Regions from separate parts of the Homo sapiens genome. Here region 1 is linked to region 2. A link is a contact called in ENCODE Hi-C or POLR2A ChIA-PET data. All regions are on one chromosome and are shown on one strand. Each heading gives the region's core, a stretch centred on a gene start or an enhancer-like site at or near the end of the contact. The rest is flanking DNA. Distances are from core to core; before and after follow the strand shown. Region 1 has its middle 44 kb from the start of EYA2. Region 2 has its middle 80 kb from the start of EYA2.

Region 1 (2,972 bases), core at 399-2,898, 36 kb before region 2:
GAAACAGGCAGCACCAAGGAATGAGCTCACCTGTGTTTCAGTCTTTTGGTCACTCTGAGCTCAAATTCCACAGAGGAAGCCCCAGGTCATCCTAGCTTGGGTCACTCCCATGTCCTCTCCCAGCCCAGAGGAAGGTCACACCTCAGTAACAACCCCCTGTGGTCCCTAAGATGCATGCAATAGGGGAAAGAAGTTCCGGAATTCTTGAATTGGATATGGGAGGAGATGGTAGAAAATCATTCATTCATTCATTCATTCATTCATTCAGAAAAATGTTTATATTTGTGCCTCCTGGAAGCCACGCTTTGTGATGGCCAACTGGCCAGACAAGCCCCAGCTGCTGAGACCTGTGGCTCAGTTTGTCCCCACCTCAAGGCTGGCAGAGGAGTGCAGTGGATGCCAGACAGACAGACTCGGGCTGGAGTCCCGGCTCCACTCCTCTCTAGCTATGTGACTTTGGGCCTCTCTGAGCCTGTTTTCTCATCTTCAAGATGGAAATAAGAAGCCCTTCTTCCCAGAGAGAATCCATTTTTTGTGGGGGCTGAGGCTTACACAATTTTAGAGTCCCTTATAAGAATAAAGATAGGAATAGGTCTTACTGGCCGGACACGGTGGCTCACACTTGTAATCCCAGCACTTTGGGAGGCCAGGGTGGGCAGATCATCTGAGGTCAGGAGTTCAAGACCAGGATGGACAACATGGTGAAACACCATCTTTACAAAAATACAAAAATTAGCCAGGCATGGTGGTGCACACCTGTAGTCCCAGCTACTCTGGAGGCTGAGGCAGGAGAATTGCTTGAACCTGGAGGCGGAGGTTGCAGTGAGCAGAGACTGTGCCACTGCACTCTAGCCTGGGAGATAGAGCGAGACTCCGTCTTGAAAAAAAAAGAAGAAATAGACCGTACTTTTGCAATTATTACAGTACATGCCTTTGTGAGCTTATTTCTGGGGCCCTTCCAGAGCTTTGGAAGAGGCAGTGAAAGTGAAGACCCTGACACTTAAATTTCAGCAGCCTTATGGTAAATCAATCTTCGCCAACTCACAACATTTTTCTTTATTTTTTAAATTATGCAATGAAATAATGCCTGTAAAGAACTAAGTGCCACGCCCTACCATAGGTGGTAATTTCTGAAAGCCAGGCACTGTTTATAGCACTTGATATATATTAACGTATTTAATCCTCACAGTGAATTTATGAGGTAGAGGCTCTAATTGAATGCTCCATTTCACAGATTAGAAAATCGAGGCCCAGAGAGTGAAGTGATCCTTGCCCTGTCTCCCTACTTGTGACTGACTGATCTGGCAGTCTGGCTCCAGGGTCTCTATTCTGAACCACCGACCTTTATGACTCTTGTTGAAAGGCAGGGGTTTTTATTACCCTTTCTTGAATATCACAGGCATGCTCATTGCACGAACGTCTCTGTAAGGAAAATGAGACCTTTATCCTGTAATGTAGGTGAAAGCCCCTTTGGAACCCCAGAAGCCTGTTTTCTGAAGATCGCACTCCTGGTGAAAGAACGCTTTTCTCCCCCAGGGAGGTTGTGTGAAAACACTACCCTCAGAACACATGTTACACACGACCTGCTTGCCAGAGCCCCGCTTCCCTGACATCACACGGCGAACTCTGAACTCAATTAACTTCCGCCTCCACTTTATATTATCCCTAATGGGAAAACCGGGGACAAATCCAGTTGTACTTTTCCGTGTAACTTAACTACACGTAGAAACAGACTTGCAGACATTGATTTATGAGCGGAACTGAGGCTTGCCCTGTATGGTTTTTTTCCAGGGCAGGATTTGTCCTGCACTGGAGGACAGCTGTGGCCTTCCTGCTGGGTGAGGGCTGAGGCTGCTGAAGGGTTAACTCTGCTCATTCTCTCAAAGCCTCAGGCTTGAGGCTGTTGGTCAGTAGGTGCTACAAGAAGCCTATTTCAAAAAATTGTAGCCACTGGTGTTCAGTGACCCTTGGTACAAGCAGCCACTTCTTTCAACTAAGGAATGAAATCACTTGAGTGAATTGCAGCAAAGAACATGATGACCCAAAGGCCATCTTGTCCTGGAAAAGCATCTCTGGGCTGTTATACTAATTGGAGGAGCACGTATTACCTGAACAAGTTTCAATGGAAACTGTGATTTGCTAAATTACATGGTTTGCTTTGACGGGGTTACTTTAAGGACTGATCTTGAAAATTAATGCCTCTTCCTTCTCTCCCCACTTCCCATAATGCTGTTAACTCATCAAAAGTGAGGGCGATTTAGAATCTTCAGTCTCCTTCTTAAAGCCCTGAAATGGCTTCTCACTGTGCTTGGGATAAAGGCTGATCCCTAACGTGGTTAAGAGGCCTCATCTGACCTGCCTCCTGCCGCCTTCCAGATTCATCCCTCTACTCCACACTCAGATGCTGCACATCGCATCCTGAACTTCTCCTCGGATGCATCACAGCTTCTCTGCCTGGTACCCTCCTTTGCTTCCTTCTTCCAAGCAGAGATCAAGTTTTTTCATCTCCCTTTTCCTGGCCTGGCATAGTTCCCTCTTTTCCTGGTAAAAGCACCTCAGTCTCCTTGGGAGTCTGCTCTATCCGCATACTGTGGGTGGGTATGACCAAGCTATGGGGTCGAACAGAATCAAGCCTGGGCAAAGCAGAGTCAACCTCAGGACTTTTGCTGGCACTATTGTGAGGTGCCTTTCTATGGAGGTTTTAAGCAGACAGGATGTCAGCCTGGAACTGCACAGGAATGTCTTTGCCACCATGAATGTCTTTGCCACCATGAATGTGTACCCTGATTGAAATGAAGCTGCAGAGAGGCATGCAGACTCAAGAGATAGAGATGGATTCCTAATGACATCACTCAAGCGCCTAGATCCAGCCATTCCTGAAGCAAACAACTCTGGGACTTTCCAGTTACGTGAGCCAATGTATTTCAGTTACATGAACACATGTGTATTTCTCTGTTTGTTTAAAGCAACTT
Region 2 (2,700 bases), core at 92-2,591:
TCTTCTGCGTCTTACGTACAAGAAGAAAGAGATGAGGAGGAGTAGGTGAGGGATAGCAAATGGTCCCTAGATGCTCTAGTGACTTTTAATTGCCAGTATCTGCATCTTTACCTGGGTTTTTTTCCCTGAAACTGGAAGGACTTGCTGCTGGCTGGAAGAAGTGCCCACGATTTAACACTGCACACTCCTCCCCAGTACATCTCAACCAATGACTCTCAGGAGTTAGCGTATCAATATCCCAGCTCCCTCGAAGTGTAGACGGAATAATTCTGAGCTGTGTGCTTTGCACTCTTTCCCAGAGTTTGTTGGAGGGATGAAGCTGTCTGTGGTCACCTGTTGTGGTGGCTGACTTGATAAGGCACACTGTATCTGCTGACTTTTCTCCTCTGTCTTCTTCAATGCTTCTCCTTGAACCGTCACCTCTCATCTCTTAAATAAGCTACGTACCCTTGAATCCCTTTCTCAGTGATTGCTTTCAGGAAAACTGAAATTTGAGACATCTCTGATATTTGAGTGATGACGAGAAGTCAGGTATGAAAAGAATTGGGTAAGAGTGGAATAAAAATGGTGCATAGATGTTTTTATTTATTTATTTTTTTGTGCGATGCCACTTTGTGAGATGTGGAAGATATAGGGGAAATGGGAAGGAACTGAAGATCAGAGGGTCATTGTTAAGAGCACGGACTCTGGAGCCAGACCCTTGGGTACATGTCCCAGCACTGCCATTTAACATCTGCAGGAACTTAGGCAAGCCACTGAGTCCCTTAATGCCTCGATTTCTTTATCTGTAAAATGAAACTAAAAGCTGTACTTCAGAGGGTCGTGATGAGGACTGAGTGAGTTACAATATGTAAAGCACTTATAACAGTGCCTTGTGCAGTAAACACTATTATTATTATTACTAGTGGTTTTGTTATTAGTATTACTGCTTTAGACATGTTAAGATTGAGATGCCTATTGACATCCAATTATATCTGGCCCAAGTGCTCCCAAGTCTCTGGGGACAATGTGGTGAGATAATAACAGACATGAAAGAGTCTTGGAAACTCTTTGTTTACCCGTCTGTCTGCCCCTTTGAGCTCCAGAGACCATGACTAACTCGCCTCGGTCCCAGGCTTTGACTCAGGGCTGATCAGAGCAGTGACTCAGGGTAGCCACTGAGGATGTAAATAAAGGAAGGAATGGAGCAGGTCTTGCTGGCCACAGGTAAGGGAACATTCATGAGATTATTTCTGCAGGGGTCCCAGATCTAGTCCATCGAGGAGCTGCTGTCATTGCCCCAAGGCAGCTCTAGAGTTTTTAGAGTTTGTCTACCCCAGAGTTAAAAGGTTTTCCTGAGAATGAAGTGCTGGGGCTTTGCAGATCTGAGATAAGGCAGCTCTTAGAGTCTGCAGTAACCTGAGCTGCCCAGGCTTGGCAGAGGCATCTGGGAAGCTCTCACAAGAAAGGGAGGACAGAAAGCCAGCCCAGGTAGGCATACCAGCTCCTGGCTCCTCCCAGATGAAGGCCCAAATGTGGGGATAATGACCCTCTGCTGAGCAGCTTAATCCCAAAAGGTGCTTGAAAAAATGGAGCCTGCTGTCAGTGGAAGCATCAATTGGTGCCACCCTCTGCAAAGGCAAATTAACGATACCAGCACCTTGTTGAGTCATTTTGAAGCCTGAGGCCAAAGGGAAAATGTGCAGCCTTCATATATATGACTTTAAAAAATTATTAATATTATTATTATTATTTGAGACGGAGTCTCACTCTGTCACCCAGGTTGGAGTGCAGTGGCGCGATCTCAGCTCACTGCAACCTCTGCCACCCGAGTTCAAGTGATTCTCCTGCCTCCGCCTCCTGAGTAGCTGTGATTATAGCCACTTGCCACCACGCCCGGCTAATTTTTTTTTTTTTTTTTTTTTTTTTTTAGTAGAGACGGGGTTTCACCATGTTGGTCAGGCTGGTCCTGAACTCCTGACTTCATGATCCGCCCCCACCTTGGCCTCCCAAAGTTCTAGGATTACAGGCATGAGCCACTGCACCCAGCCTTATTATTATTATTATTATTATTATTATCATTGAGACAGGATCTCACTGTGTCACCTAGGCTGGAGTTCAGTGGCTCGATCTTAGCTCACTGAAGCCTCGAGCTCCCAGGCTCAAGCGATCCTCCTGCCTCAGCCTCCTGAGTAGCTGGAACTACAGACATTCGCAACCATGCCCGGCTAGCCTCATACATATAAATAATCTATTTTTTCACAGTTAAATTCTTTCCAGGAGTAGATTTTGAAAATATTAGCGATGAGTTTGCTTCCATTAAACCCAGCAAAGTAAAATTGATACAAATTCTGTTTGGGGTATAAATAAAATAAAACATAAGTAATGCTGTGAGTTTTAATACACTTACTTCTAACTTTTCAGTGTATATTTTTCAACTACTTCAACGATTTGGGAGAAAATTACCATTAAAGAATACATTAAAATATGTATATGAAGGCACGTTTTTCCTTTGGCCACAGGCTCAACAAAGCCAGTATGACACTGTCAGATGCTGTCTTTAAAACGTTGATATTTTGCTCATTATGGATGGTTTTTAGCATTAATTTTGATTTTTAAAAATATTGCATTAAGATACAATTTATCTTGATTACTGAGTTTTTGGGGCATCCTCTTAAATTTTGTGCCTGAATGCTTCACTCACCTCACCCTACTTCTGAT

The links. Hi-C counts contacts between places; a loop is a spot of excess contacts on that map. ChIA-PET counts read pairs that join two places held with the same protein, here RNA polymerase II (POLR2A). Pooled maps may share reads with other maps.
Region 1: a loop to region 2 is called in a pooled map, with 2.2 times the contacts of the local background. The contact joins two enhancer-like sites. A Hi-C loop is called at or near these places in 1 of 168 maps with a recorded cell type or tissue (sciatic nerve) and 1 of 50 pooled maps. POLR2A ChIA-PET finds 5 or more read pairs at or near these places in 2 of 52 experiments (BJ and Panc1).

Annotation. Positions count from the first base shown.
Region 1 is chr20:46,849,352-46,852,323 of GRCh38, reverse strand. No RefSeq gene overlaps it. Among named protein-coding and RNA genes, the nearest start is that of EYA2, 44 kb to the left of the region's middle. Within about 2 kb of position 1,648, at least 2 of the 41 ENCODE cell types and tissues checked have a DNase peak (open chromatin) inside an H3K27ac peak, as active enhancers do.
Region 2 is chr20:46,813,457-46,816,156 of GRCh38, reverse strand. No RefSeq gene overlaps it. Among named protein-coding and RNA genes, the nearest start is that of EYA2, 80 kb to the left of the region's middle. Within about 2 kb of position 1,341, at least 3 of the 41 ENCODE cell types and tissues checked have a DNase peak (open chromatin) inside an H3K27ac peak, as active enhancers do.